Linked DNA regions of Homo sapiens: region 1 is linked to region 2. Evidence: read pairs that join two places in POLR2A ChIA-PET (ENCODE). Cell type or tissue: HepG2. All regions are shown on one strand. Each heading gives the region's core, and the rest is flanking DNA. Links, peaks and the distances in the headings are about the cores only.

Region 1 (8,447 bases), core at 1,369-6,368, 790 kb after region 2:
TAACTTACTACATCAACAGATTAAAGGAAATTAAACAACACAATCATATCAATAGGTGAAAAAAAGACAGCTGACAAAATAAAAAATGTATTTATGATAAAAAACTCTCAGAATATTAGAATAAAATGGGAAGTCCTTAACCTGATAAAGACCATCTGTGAAAAAACCCACAGTTAACATCATTACTCACAGCTAAAGAGTGAGTGCTGTCTCCCTAAGACTGGGAACAGGGCAAGAATGCCCATGCTCAGCACTCCCATTCATTATCACAGTGGAGGTCCTAGCCAGTGCAATAAGGCTGATTTCAAGATTTACTATAAAGCTATATTAGTCAAAATAGTATAATATTATCAAAAGAACAATCATATAGATCAATGGAACAGAATATGTAATCCAGAAATAAACCCATATATGGTAAACTGATTTTTTTTTTTGAGACAGGGTCTTGATCTGTTGCCCAGGCTGGAGTGCAGTGGCACAATCTTGGCTCACTGTAACCTCTGCCTCCTGGGTTCAGGTGATTCTTGTGCCTCAGCCTCCCAAGTTGGCTGGGATTACAGGCATGTGCCACCATGCCTGGCTAATTTTTTTGTATTTTTAGTAGAGACAGGGTTTTGCCATGTTGGCTAGGCTGGTCTCAAACTCCTGACCTCAAGTGATCCACCCACTTCAGCCTCCCAAAGTGCTGGGATTACAGGTGTGAGCCACCTCCGGCCTAGTAAACTGATTTTTAACAAAGATGCTAAGGAAATTCAATGAAGAAAGTTCAATGAACAGTGCTAGTAAAACTGGTCATTCATATGCAAATAATGAACTTCATATTATATATACAAAAAATTAACTCAAAATAAATAATTTAGGTCCTAAATGAAAAGGCTAATAGTATAAAACTTCTAAAAAATACACAGGAGTAAATCTTTGTGGCCTTGGGTTAGGCAAAGACTTTTGAGAACCATAGAAGAAAAAATTGGCTGGGCACGGTGGTTCACGTCTGTAATTTCAGCACTTTGGGAGACCAAGGCACATGGGTCACCTGAGCTCAGGAGTTCGAGACTCGCCTGGGCAACATAGTGAGACTCCGTCTTCACACACACACACACACACACACACACACACACACACACACACACAAAAGCTGGGCATAGTCGCACGTGCCTGTAGTCCCAGCTACCTGAGAGGCTGCAGTGAGCCGTCATGGTGCGACAGAGTGAGAACCTGTCTCAAAAAGAAAAAAAGAAGAAATTGACAAATTGGATCTCATCAAAATTTAAAATGTCTGCTCTTCCAAAAGCTGTTCAAAAATGAAAAGCCACAGATTGTGAGAAGATATTTTCATAACAGACGTGGTAAAGTTGGTAGTCATATATAAACAATACTCAAAACTCAATAATAAAACAAAGATCCCAATTTAAAATGTGCAAAACACCTGAATACATATGTCACTAAAGTAAAAATGAAGATGGCAAAAAAACACATGAAAAGATGCTCAACAGCATTAGTCATTAGGGAAATGCAAATTAAATTCACAATGAAGTATCACTACACATCTATTAGAGCAGCTTAATTTTTTAAAAAACTGACAATACGAAGTGCTGATGAGAAAGCAGAGCATTTAGAACTCTCATACATTTCTGGTGGGCATGCAAAATAGTACCTTGAAAAATAGTTTGACAATTTCTTTTTTTTTTTTTTTTTGAGACAGAGTCCAGCTCTGTGGCCCAGGCTGGAGTGCAGTAGCCCGATCTCGGCTCACTGCAACCTCTGCCACCCAGGTTCAAGCAATTCTCCTGTCTCAGCCTCCCGAGTTGCTGGGACTACAGGCACACACCACCTCGCCCAGCTAATTTTTTTGTATTTTTGGTAGATATGGGGTTTCACCATATTGGTCAGGCTGGCCTTGAACTCCTGACCTCAGGTGATCCACCCGCCCTGGCCTTCCAAAATGCTGGGATTACAGACATAAGCCACTGCCCCGGCCAGTTTGACAATTTCTTACAAAGTAAAGTATACACTTATATAACCCAGCAGTCCTCTCCTACATTATTGCCCAAGAGAAATGATGACATATGTCCACACAGAAACGTGTGTGTGTATATAACAGCATTATTTATAATTGCCCCCCAAACTGGAAACAATCAAAATGTCTATCAAAAGGTAAGTAGATAAACCAAACTAGTAGCGCCATACAGTGGAATACTATTCAGTAATAGAAAGGAACAATCTGTTGATACATAAAACATGCATGACTCTTATATTATGCTAAAGGAAAAAGCTGGACACAAAAGGCTACATACATGATTCTATTTATGTGAACATTCTGGAAAAGGCGAAACTACAGACACAGAAATTAGATCAGTGGTTGCCAAGGGCTGGGGGTAAGGGGAGGTGATTGGCTATAAAGAGGGATTTTTACTGCATGTACAGCATATCTTTAACCACCACACCCTCCCCCACCCGCCCCCCCCAAAAAAAAGTTCTTTTAAGCTATGCTTCTCTGTGGTCAGCCCTCTCTGGTTCATACACACACTGCCCTGGCTCCTGGCAACTACCAATCTGCTTTCTGTCACTATGGATTATTTTTGCCTAGTGCTTTGTGTTCCATCTATGTTACTGCATTTAACTCAGTTCATTCCTTTTTATTGATGAGTAGTATTCCACTGTATGGGTATACTACAATTTGTTTATCAATTCAAATGTTGATACACATTTGGGTTGCATCCAATTTTGAGATATTATAAATAAAGTTGCCTTGATCATTCATGTACAAGTATTTAGGTAGGCACATGTTTTTATTTCTCTTATGTAAATTCTGAGAAATGGCTTTTCTAAAAATCTAGTATCTATAATAATGCTGGGAGGCTATTATCCTCAACTTATAGATGTGAAAACCAAGGTTCAGATAAGTTAAATACTTAAGATATCGCGGGATGTAGATAAGCTAGGATTTCAATCCAGGTCTGTTTGATGCCAAAGGCCACACTTTTCCCATTATATCACCCTGTCTACTGGTACTGGGAAAAACACCCAGCAAACCCTGAAGAATTAAGAACAGGAGACAAGACAGGAAAGAAAGGGTAAGCAGAGTAAAAAAGAAAAAAACAGTGGTGTGAAATCCACAGCTGACTCCACTTAGTCACAGGGCTGGTGTGGATTCCAAGACAATGGAACAGCTGGAGATACTCAATAGAAATTCATGGCAGAGACAGAGAACTGCAGAGTCTGCACACCTCCACTACCTCTGAAGTCCACACTCTGAATGAATGCCAGGGAGCAGGAAAGAGGACAGCTTTGGGACCTATACTTCACGGTTGCCAGATGTCAATGCTGAAGTATGAATTTTGGGTCCTGAATAGTAAACTGATGACACGGAAAATAGTTTAACAATGGTTCATGACTCATGAGTCAAAGATCACTGAACTACTATACAGTTATTTCCACAAGTAGTAAAAGCAACAGTGGAGACTGGCCAAGTTTTAATTTGCAAGAGGACATACTAAAGCATCACTTGCTTACTCCTCAGTGCCAATCCACCCTGACTATCCATTTCTGATCTCCACCTTCCCCATCTATGTGCTCTTCTTCCCTTCAAAACCCAATCCCTCCCATCAGTTCATCTAGAGCTCTTCTGAGTGAAACTGGGCTTTGCATCTTTGTATATCCGTATGCCTAAGTGGGCCTTGGCTATCAGCTACATACGCATTACATATAGATATAATGTCAGGTGGTTAGCACACATCCAGGGAAAATATCCATCTGGGTGTGACCAGTGTAAACGACTCAAATTAGACTGTTCAATATATCTGACTCCTCCCTGGCCAGACTACTTTATATTCCCCTGCCAGAGTTTCAGTAAGAAGGCCTTACCCTTTGCCTTAAGAATAGAGTTTCCATGGTATTCTCCTTCCCTTCATTTTGGAAAGAGCATCTGCTCCACTGCCACCTCCCCTCTGTGGTCTACTTTTCTCAGCTACATTAGGAGTGGACAGCAACCATTAATTTATGGGGAAAAAATGTCGGATAAATGCATTTTACTAATGGGTGTCCTGTTACTAAAACCTAACAGAACACTGTGATTCAGGTTTGAAAGGACAGGTCCAGCCCTGTCTTAGAGTCTAATCAGAGGCTTGTTCTACAGGTTGCCCTCTGCGAAAGCCTTCCACTCCTTCCACCCTTGGGAGAACCATTTTAGACCACTGCCCCTGAAATGTCCCTTCTATCTTCCTTATTTCTGCTCTGAAACAGCTGCAAGCAGGGATCTCCCAAAAAGGGCACTTCACAATTTTTTTTTTTAAGGAGCGGCATTCAGGTAGAGTCTTCCTCTTGTCCCCACCCATGACCTGTTTAACGGCCAGAGCAGAGTGAGGTACGAAGCTTTGCCTAATGCTTGCTTCTCTAGTCCCACCCTCTTTAAATGTGTCTTCTCCTTTATATAGCAGATGTCTCGTGACCTCCATCCTAATTGTTCTATCCTTTGCCCCGAGACTCTTGGAAGAAAATTAAATAAAATACCAGTGTGAATCTGCACGGCACAGAAGTGCTCATCCTTATTTTTCACTTTTCCCACCCTATCCAACCTCACATTTACCCACCTTGATTTCTTGGCATTGTCAGACTGTTTTTTCTAAGTTATATTTCTCAATCTGACCTGAGAAAAGCTTATGCCACACACATACTTCCTACTTTCACTCCCCCTTTATTTTTCCCCCAGATAGAGTCTTGCTCTGTCACCCAGGCTGGAGGGCAGTGGCGTGATCTCCGCTCACTGCAACCTCTGCCTCCTAGGTTGAAGCAATTCTCCTGCCTCAGCCTCTTGAATAGCTGGGATTCCAGGCACCCATCACCATGCCTGGCTACTTTTTGTATTTTTAGTAGGGACGGGGTTTCACCATGTTGGCCAGGCTGGTCTTGAACTCCTGACCTCACGATCCACCTGCCTTGGCCTCCCAAAGTGCTGGGATTACAGGTGTGAGCCACCGTGCCTGGCCTTTCACCCCCTTTTTAATGCACATATTATCACAGTTAAAATCTACTTTAAAATATTTCAATAGTAAAGTTGCTAACACCTGGCCATTGATATATTTTGATTTGGTTTTGGGGGAAGGGCAGGGGATTGCAGAAGATTATGCCTGAGCCTCCTTTTACTTGTGTTCCGCAAGTTTAATGCCACTGCTCACTCATTTTCCTGGGATAAGCCCCTTCTCCTGGATCTCATTCTCTTTATCTGTAAGATGAGTGAGGTCAGTATTAGTTCTCAATCCTCCCCCAAGCAATGTGATACATAAAGATGGAAGGCGGATGTCTACAATTCCTTCACTCTTCACCACTTCCATGGCAGTTGTCCTAGTCCGTGTCAGCAACATCTCTTTCCTGGAGCAGAGCAGCTGGGCTCTTAGCTGGTCTCTCTGCTTCCACTTCACCTCCTAGAATCTGTTCTCCACATATCAGCCTGAGTGATCTTTTCATATAATATATACTATTATATCACGTCACTCAAAACCCTCTAATGCTTCCTGTGTTAACTCAGACAAAAAGCCAAGTCCTTACAGAGCCAAAAAGGGCCCTGCATAACCTGCAACCCCCACTTCTTTGCCCTAAGTTCTCTCTTCTCTTTATTTTCATTCACCCATCCTGGGCTCCATGCTTTTCCTTGAACATGCCTGAGATGGCCTCACAACAGGGCTTTTGTACTTGCCATTCTCTCTACCTGGGACATATTGACTCCAGGGGCACATGTGGCTCACAGCCTTACCTCCTTCAGCTAAAGTACGTGCTCAACTGTCACCTCCACAGTAAGGCCTTCTCTGGCCACCCTATTCAAAATCAAAACTGAGATGCCAGCTTCCCTGATTTTCTCCTTAGCACTTATCACCATCCAATATTCTTCTCCATTTAATGGTTTTATCTTTCTCCCCAACTTCAATGCAAGCTCCATGAAAGCAAGGATTTGTGTCTGTTTTGTTCATTGCTGAATCCCTAGTGCCTAGCCCACCGAGAGCTCAATAAATATTTGTTGAATGAATAAGAAATTCTCCATCCACCTACCACTCCTTTTCTCTCCTACTCACTAAAATACAGCATAACATAGGTGAGCTATTAAAGGCATAACTCTGAATCCAATTTAAGTTACTAAAAAATTATCTGCAAATGTTAACAATTCTTATAAACTGAATGAGACAGCCAATCGCAACACCAAACTGTGGTTGAGAATCATCAAGTAGATTATTTCTGAGCATGTCCACTCTGAGCCAGATTAGGCCCTGTCAGGGCCGCAGCATGATTGCAAGGAGCCCACACATCCTGACAAGCAGCAGGCACGGCTTGAATATTAGTAAATGTCTCACATGTACTTATAGTCCTGTTTTTCAGAGTGTGCAGATATTATTGGGATCCATAAACACAAACTGATATTAAATTCACAACAGCTTTTGGTAGTTATATGTTTAATTGACCAATGGATACTGCAAGCACAACTACTAGTGTATGAGGTTTCACGAAATTTTTCTAAAGCTACAAAAAATGGCCTCATACTTGAGGAGACTGAGAATCAACGCTTGACCACATGGTTGCAATCTGTAAATTAAGTTCCCTCCCCCTGCCTGCCTTTTTAAAGTATGCTATCTTTCATGGAGGACTATAACTCTCTATTTGCAAACAACTTTTTGAAGGGAAGGGGAATCCCTTGGAGTATAAGACTGTGGGTCTCCAAGCTGGTGAGAAGCAGTTAAATGCAGTAAAACCTGGAAGGCTAAATGTGATTGTATTCAAATGCACGACTTGCCAGTCTGATTTCAATTCCCACATTAGCAACATCACTTCAGGCAGTGAACGAAAAAGAAAGTGTAAGCTTTAAAAAAAATCGTCATTATTTTCTAAACTATATCACTTTGGAAATGCTCTGAGTTTTGTTACGTGGCTCATGATGACTTTTTTTTGAAACTTTCGGAAGATGGCAATTATACTCTCAAGGTATATAAGAATACTTTGTTCTAACTATAAAAATAAAGTTTAATATCTTAGACATCATCCATTAGAAGCATAAAAGAAAGTATATCATAGGAATTTCAACTGGAGTGCAGTGGCGCAATCTTGGCTCACTGCAACCTCCGCCTGCCGGGTTCAAGTGATTCTCCCGCCTCAGCCTCCTGAGTAGCTGAGACTATCTTTTTTATGCTTTCGTGCTTTCCTTTTTTTCTTCGCTTATACCCAGTTAATCTTAATTATCCAAGACACTAATAATGCACATGAGGTGGGGTGGGGAGTTGGGGAGTGATGACAATCTTTAGGGAAACAAAATTTAAATAATTTAAGTGGCCTAAAATAATTCTCACTCTACTTCAAAACTGCATTTTGTAAATTCACAGCTTTTCTCTTTACTATACCTGAAAATGGCCCAAGGAAGTCCTATTCTGAAGAACCTGGTTTTGGTGTATCCCAGATAAACGCCTTCTACCATTGATTGATCCTCCCTGGCTCAGTCATTTGCATGTTATCTGCTTCCTCTAACTACTGGTGTCAAAGGCCTTTAGCTGAGCTAGTCTGGCTTCCATCCTATGCCTTCTCTTTTCTAAGTTTCTTCTTGCTCAACTATTTCCAACTGTATGATTTGGCTCATCTTCCTTACTACATTTTTCATGTCATCAGTTTAAGTTGTCGAGTGGCACTAAATCTTAAAACAAATCAGAAGAATTATTAGGGTAAACTGAAAACACCAAGTAATCTCTCTTAGCTTCTTTTAGTTAGATGTTCAATTTTGAAGTATCTGGATATCTCTTTAGGGCATATACTTCTAATAACTAACTGCCCTTCTCCTTGAAGACACTATTTTAGCAACAGCGGGAACTTAAAGTCCCATAATGTCTGTGCTGACACATTTTAGGCATCGTCTAGGCTAACCCAAGCTCCTTATCTTACAAATCAATAAACTGAGCCTCAGAGGGAAAATTTTTTCCTAAGATCTTTACCCAATAAATGATTTCTCACCTTGCGACACTTTTAAATGCTCTTTTCTTTCTAATCATAGTCTGTTACCACTTCAATTACTCCTTCACCAACCGGTTTTTAAAGGAAAAAGATGATTAATACCCTCAGATGATGGTATACTTCCTTAAGAGTTTTTTTCAGGGAGTTATCTTTTTTATTCTTGTGATCTCAAGTTCCAAATTATTCGTGCATTTTAACTGCATACCACGAATGTACGTAAGTAAGGGATTTCCATAAGTCTACATACTAGACGAAAAAACCCTGAGATAATAAAGTGGCTTAGTAAGGAGTTTGTGTCTTAATCCTAGTTCCGCTACTGATTACCTGTGACAAGTCACTTCAGGTCTCTTTTTTTCACAAGGAAGATAAGAAAGGTGGGCAAGAGCCATGATTCTCAACTTTCCTTGGATTCACTGAAGGCTGAAATAAGGTCCAAATATGTAATGAAAACCGAGTTTGCTTACTCA
Region 2 (6,612 bases), core at 1-5,000:
ATTTCCAGCCTAAAATTGGGTGAAATTGAGCATGTGTATGTACAATTCCTGGGAATTAAGAGTTAAACTCCAACAGTAATGCCTCTCAGTCGAAGCCTCCTTGGAAAATATGTTCAGATTTCATGCCACACTAAACGTCTGCCACAGGTCAGGTCTGTAGAAATTTCATTCATTCAACAGTCTGACAAAAGCCCCTGTACTTCTCATTTGTTTGAACATGTTAAAATCCAGAAGAAACAAAACCTGCAAAGCCTCTTCTAAGAATAGCTGTGAAGGGAGCTGGAAGCTATGAGATCAGAATGAATAATAATTTTTGCATTTCACACAAAAGCCAGGTAGGAAGTAAAGCATAATGGGGGCCTCTTGGATGCCAGGTGTTTAACACCTGATGGCATCTAATCCTCACAAAAACCTTCACTGGTGCCACCATGCCCAGATGAGACATGAGAGGGTCTGAGAGGCTGAGGAACCTGCCCGTTGTCTCACCACAAATGCTGACCCAGCCAACTGCTCACCCTGGCCCCCCGCCCCCAGCCCCCAAACCCAGTCCTTTCTACAACCTGCTCTCTCTCCAAATAGCAGTAGTCAGAGGCTGTGCTGAGGCCTCCCAGAAACCTTTCCCCTATGTGGATGTAACCTTCTCGAGACCTGCTTTTGGAGTTCAACCTGTGCTGAAGGGGCAGAGAAAAATCCTATGGCAGGAGGGGCACTTGAGATAAGCCTCATAGGAGGAGAGAAGCTTCTCCCTGTGTGGAAGGAGGCAGCACACAGGCCACAGAGAGGCGCAGAAGGGACAACTGAGGCCAAGAGAGGCGGAAGGTCCCCAGACGGGTTTTCTAAAATATCTTTCTCTGAATAGCATTTTTACTTAAATTTGATATGCAAATGCAGATAATTGGTATTCATGTAAATATTTACTGCTTAAAACAGAAAGTTACTTGTAATAGGCCAGGCACAGTGGCTCACGCCTGTAATCCCAGCACTTTGGGAGGCTGAGGCAGGCAGATCACGAGGTCAAAAGATCGAGACCATCCTGGCCAACATGGTGAAACCTTGTCTCTACTAAAAATACAACAATTAGCTGCCTCAGGAGGCTGAGGCAGGAGAATCACTTGAACCAGGGAGGCAGAGGTTGCAGTGAGCCGAGATCGCACCACTGCACTCCAGCCTGGTGACAGAGCAAGACTCCATCTCGAAAAAAGAGAAAGTTACTTATAATAGAAAGCCTGTTCAAATGTGGCAAGTGCAACGTATTCTTTTGGAGGCTCTAAACCCAAGCCTGCAGGTCCCTGATACGTCTTCTTTGCCATCTAGTGGTAGCCATTAGAACTGCATGTGTGGGCCCGGCGCCGTGGCTCACGCCTGTAATTCCCGCATTTTGAGGGGCCGAGGTGGGTGGATCCCTTGAGCCCAGGAGTTTGAGACAGCCTGGACAACATGGCAAAGCCCTGTCAAAAAATACAAAAAATTAAAAAAACGAAAAACAAGAAACAACCTAACAACCTAGCCAAGTGTGGTGGCACATGCCTGTAGTTCTAGCTACTCGGGAGGCTGAGGTGATAAGGAGGCAGAGGTTGCAGTGAGCCATGATCATGCCACTGCACTCTAGCCTGGGCAACAGAGTGAGTCTCTGTCTCAAAAAAAGAAAAGAAAAGGAACTGCATGTTTGATGTCTCAAGATGACAGACCCTGCCTCTAAGGCAACAAATCCAGCTTGTTTAGTGATGGTCTAATGCTAATTTAGAGCAAATGTTTTAAACCTATGAAAATAAGTACAGTGCTCTAAAAGTGGTTTGTTTTTCCCCCATCAACACACTCCTTTCTTTGCAAGCCTACCTGGGCCCTAAATGCCTTAGGTTCGAATTCAGCCATACACCTGAGCAGTTAGTAAGCCCTAGCAACCAGCCTCAGATAACTGAGTTTTTAACATGTGCTGAAGTCTAAACCAATGCTGGCAGCTAACTCCCTAGACTGAGGCCATTCTGAGGCTCAGGGGGAACAGGGTGGGATAGAGTGGAGAGAGCACTGGGCTAGACTTTGGGAGCCCTGGGTTCTGTTTCCACTCTGCCACCAACTGACTATGTAATGTTGAGCAGGTAACTTCTGCTTTCTAAGCCTTGGTTTTTCCACCACTGCAATAAGGAGTTTGTTTAGACCAGAGATGACCAGTAGGAAGCAGCTACCTGGAGCCCTGTCCTGAGAGAGTTTCTGAGGCAGCCTTCAGACTCAGTGGGAAAGAGTACTGTGATCAATTACTTATGTCTACCATGGGCTTAGACAAAGGGAATGCTGCCATGATCAGTTAGTTATGTCTGCCCTGGGCACAGACGAAAAGGATAGAGGCCAGTGTATCTCACGTTTGCTATCCTTGAACTCAGTGACCTATGGAGGTCCCTCCCCACCAGCTCTGAGAGAACGGAGCTTCCTATTTCCCAGGAGACCTGTGACTGTTCTCTTCATCCACTCAGCTTCGACTTAGGAAGGTTTTGTACAAATATCTGAACCAAATTTGGGAGAAATTCCTTCCCAATCTACTGGGGAAAGAGAAGGGATATTTCTTTTTTCTTTTGAGATTCAACCATGTTTCTAAGAGTTGTGAGCCTCAAAAGAAGGTGGAGGTCATGAATCCAATCTAGAGAGAACCCAAAGAAGCATAAATATCTGGATGAGGGAATGTGTTCCTTAAATGCTCGTTATGACCAGAGAGTCAGAGGCTTTCTAAAGCGACATCTCTCCAGGGTCCTCTGAGGAACATTCATTCTACTAGGCCCCCATGGGTGCAATGGACAACAGGGGCTCTGTGGACCCCCTGGGCGACCCTGGGTTAGAGTCAGCCACACAGCGTTTTGTCACCACAGGACTTCTCAGAGGCTTTACTAAGACAGTGTGTGTCATAAGCCTCTCAGGGGCTAGAATGGGCAGCATTCCCCAGATATCTTTGAATATAGAACCTTGTGTTCACCTAGCATCTTGGGAGACCAGTAGTCCCTGGAAGACATTTTTGGAAAATGACTTCTTGGATTGGCCCGGGATGAGAGCTGCCAGGGAAGATGGGAGAAGTAGAGAAAACAGTACTTATCCCAGGAAGACTTCCCTGCTCAGCCCTGTGGGTTTTTGTTTGTTTCTTACCCATGATTTCATTAGAGCCTTATGCTAACTTGGCGGGGAGGGGAAGTAAAGGAGAAAAAAAGCTATGTGCATTGAGCACCTCCTAAATGCCAGGCAGTGAGCGAGGCAAGGTAGGTCTGTCTCAAGATGCCTCTTGGCCCCGGGGGGATAGATATTGTTAATCTCACTTTACAGATCATGAAACCAAGGCCCAGAGAGGTTAGTGTACTTGCCAAGGTCTCAAAGCCTGTGAATACTAAGGTGAGGATAGCTAACATTTATAAAGAGCTCACTGTGTGGCAGGCACTGTGTGGGGCACTGAATGAGCTCTGTTCATCCTCAAAATAGTCCTGTGATTATTATGAGACTGAGGCTTACAGGGGTTCAGTAACTTGCCCAAGGTCACCCAGGAAGCCACAAGATCAGGATTTACCCAAGCAGCCTGATTTCAGAGCCCCTGCTCTGAAGTGACCCCCATTGCTCTGGAAATCGCCGGTCATCCTCCCCAAAAGAGCGTTTATCTCACCCCAGGTGCCAGGAGCACAAATCTGGTTAGGGAGTGGGATTGCACTGATGCTCACATGGAAGGACTTTCCCCCTGGAACCCAGGAAGCCACCTCTGCCATGTGCTGCCTGGCAGGGCCACGGCTTCTGTAATCACTCCAGGCCTTCCCTACTACTCCAGGCTGGCGGCCATTGCCCTGCTGGTCCTAGAGGAGGAGGAGAGCGCCTTCTGGTGCCTGGTGGCCATTGTGGAGACCATCATGCCCGCTGATTACTACTGCAACACGCTGACGGCATCCCAGGTAAGTGGGGCCAGGAGGGGACTTTGCAGCCATGTAGGGCAGTGCCCCAGAGCTGTTCCTAGAAGCCTGTGACTCTCAGGAAAGTTGGGAATCTCTCGGGCTTCCATTTCTCCCTCTGCACTGTGGGAGTGCATTTGGCTGCATGGAAGAGAAGCCCAACCTAACAACAGCTTCAATCGGGGATTATTATTCTCAGATAGTGAATGACAAGGCAGTACCGCAGGGTTCAGGCTCCTAGCTCCCTGCTCTGCCATCTCTGGCAGGTGGCCTTCATCCTCACACCCATCACCTCCTGGTCACAAAATGGCTGCATCGCCTCCAGCACTGTGGGCATGGCCTAGGCCAGGAGAAGCAGAAGGTGAACACCAGGAGCTGGCTCCCTGACCCAGCAATTTCTACTTGCAGTTTACTGGTCAGAACTATTTCATGGCTGCCCTAGTTGCAAGGCAAGTTAGGAAATGTACATATTTAATTTTTACATCTTAACATCTCTGAAATTGATGTGTGTTATATGACCCTTTTTTCCATATTTTATTATGGAAAATTTCCCACATTCAAAACGATAGAGGGAATAGTATAATGAACCTCCATGTGTCCATTACCTGGCTTCAGTTATCAACCCAGGGAGCCAGTGTTATTTCTTCTGAACTCCCATCCGCTCCTCCTGCTTTGTCTTGAAGTAAATTTCTGGCATTGTATCAGTTCATCCATAAATCCTTCAGTAGGTCAATGGCATCTTAGACTTGGGGAGTTACCTTAGGTTTTGAACTGGACACTTGGCCTCGGTAGATGACCCAAGGTTCTGGGTGAGGGAGGAGGGGAGCTACTGGCTGTTTGCCACAGCTGACGCTAATGCCTGGAAGAGGACATAAGTGAGAGGAGAGGACTGAGCAGTTCCAGGAAAAGCAAGGGGAAACTGAAATGGAGTCATCACAGAGGGAGGAGGAGAACCACGAAAGAACCATGTCTTGGAGCCAGTGCTGAGAGTGGTTAACCCATCCAGTGAAACAAGGACGGAGGCATGACAGTGGTCACAAGAAGAGGTCACTGGCCAGTGTCGCCAGGAGCACCCTGTTTTGAGAAGATTCCTTGATGTCCGGCGAGGCAGGACATTATGCGTTCCCACACACACCTGTCCCTGGACCAGACATCCGCCTAGCATCTTAGGTGTCAGGCACAAATTGGGTATAGAGAAGGGGCTGTGGTTGTCAGCTGATATAAGCCTAGAGACAAAGCTTCCATTTCGCCAAGGCCCCTGGGCATGAGACCAGTGTCTCTGAACTGCCAGCAGGATCAGCTGGCCCCTGACCTCCTGCTTGGCTCAAGGGATTCAGATGGGTGAGCGGGCGGAGAACGTGCCAGCCCACATGGCTCCACTGCAGAGCCCAGTGCCCCAGTCCAGAGGACTCTGGCCTATATTAGGAGCAGCGGAGTGATATGATGCTGTACCTGACTCCCAGCTAGACTGGCCCCTGGCTCCCCGAGGTGTCTCCTGGGCAGGAAAGGACCTGCCCAGAGCAGCTTCAGGATTGTGTGTGGACTGACTGGGTAGGAAGGCTGGGCAGGGAGGGAGGCAGCCCTACGCTGGGGCTGCAGATGACAGGCCCTCTCGCTGGCTTCCAGGTGGACCAGCGGGTGCTCCAGGACCTGCTCTCGGAGAAGCTGCCCAGGCTGATGGCCCATCTGGGGCAGCACCACGTGGATCTCTCCCTCGTCACCTTCAACTGGTTCCTCGTGGTCTTTGCGGACAGTCTCATTAGCAACATCCTCCTTCGGGTCTGGGATGCCTTCCTGTACGAGGGGACGAAGGTAGGGTGCAGCCAGGGGATGGGCAGGGGGCCCCTGAGCAAGTCCCTTCACCCATCTGCGTCTTGACTCTGCCCCTGGAGAATGGGAAGACAATGCTTACTTGTCAGAGCTGTTGAACGTCTCCTGAGAGCATTGTCAACTGCAAAATGCTTTGCATGTATGAGAAGTAGTGGTTCTGCCTCTGAAGTTGGGGGATTTCCTTTCCGTGGAGAGGAGGTGTGAGCATGATCAGAGAGGCACATCCCTATGCTGTCCTTGCCCCCTAGTCACCTGGGCCCTCCTTTTCTTCCTCCTGTTTGGACTAAACCTTGGATTAAGAGATCGGAGCTCAGGTCTGGACCCAGCTCTGTACTGACCTTGCCCAGAGACCTTGGGCAGGTCCCCCAACTCAGCCCTAGTTTACACCTCAGTTTACAAAGCACCCACAGATTTCTCATTTCTTTCTTTCTTTTTTTTTTTTTTTGAGATGGAGCCTTGCTCTGTCACCAAGGCTGTAGTGCAGTGGCACGATCTCCGCTCACTGCAACCTCTGCCTCCCAGGTTCAAGCAGTTCTCCTGCCTCAACCTCCGGAGTAGCTGGGATTACAGGCATGCAACACCATACCTGGCTAATTTTTGTATTTTTAGTAGAGATGGGGTTTCATCATGTTGGCCAGGCTGGTCTCGAACTCCTGACCTCAGATGATCCACCCGTGTCAGCCTTCCAAAGTGCTGGAATTACTGGCATGAGCCACTGTGTCTGGCCTGTCATTTCATCTGGTTCTTGCCAAAGCCCCACGTAAAGATACAGATTAACTCCATGAGATTCAACAGGGGCCGTGCCTCACCCACAGTCATGGGACAAGACAGGCTAGAGCCAGGACTCTGTCCAAATCCCCAGATTTCAAGC

Evidence for each region. Peaks named below come from ENCODE experiments on the same cell type or tissue, not always from the same donor. Only the 100,000 strongest peaks of a DNase experiment are listed, where the experiment ranks them.
Region 1: POLR2A ChIA-PET joins it to region 2 with 5 read pairs; 1 of 35 experiments calls an interaction of 5 or more read pairs at or near these places.

What each region holds. Positions count from the first base shown.
Region 1 is chr9:97,414,383-97,422,829 of GRCh38, reverse strand. All of the region lies in intron 1 of TDRD7 (tudor domain containing 7), which reads right to left. Among named protein-coding and RNA genes, the nearest start is that of TDRD7, 6.5 kb to the right of the region's middle. In HepG2, for the core only: no CTCF peak of the experiment used is centred there; a DNase peak (open chromatin) is centred at 3,369.
Region 2 is chr9:98,200,590-98,207,201 of GRCh38, reverse strand. It overlaps TBC1D2 (TBC1 domain family member 2), which reads left to right. Exons shown (of 13, transcript NM_001267571.2): 10 at 3,794-3,914; 11 at 5,538-5,723. Among named protein-coding and RNA genes, the nearest start is that of CORO2A, 11 kb to the right of the region's middle. RefSeq lists enhancers at 3,848-4,348, 4,972-5,471, 5,777-5,826, 5,472-5,973. In HepG2, for the core only: a CTCF peak has its summit at 1,313 (motif pointing left); DNase peaks (open chromatin) are centred at 1,291 and 2,341.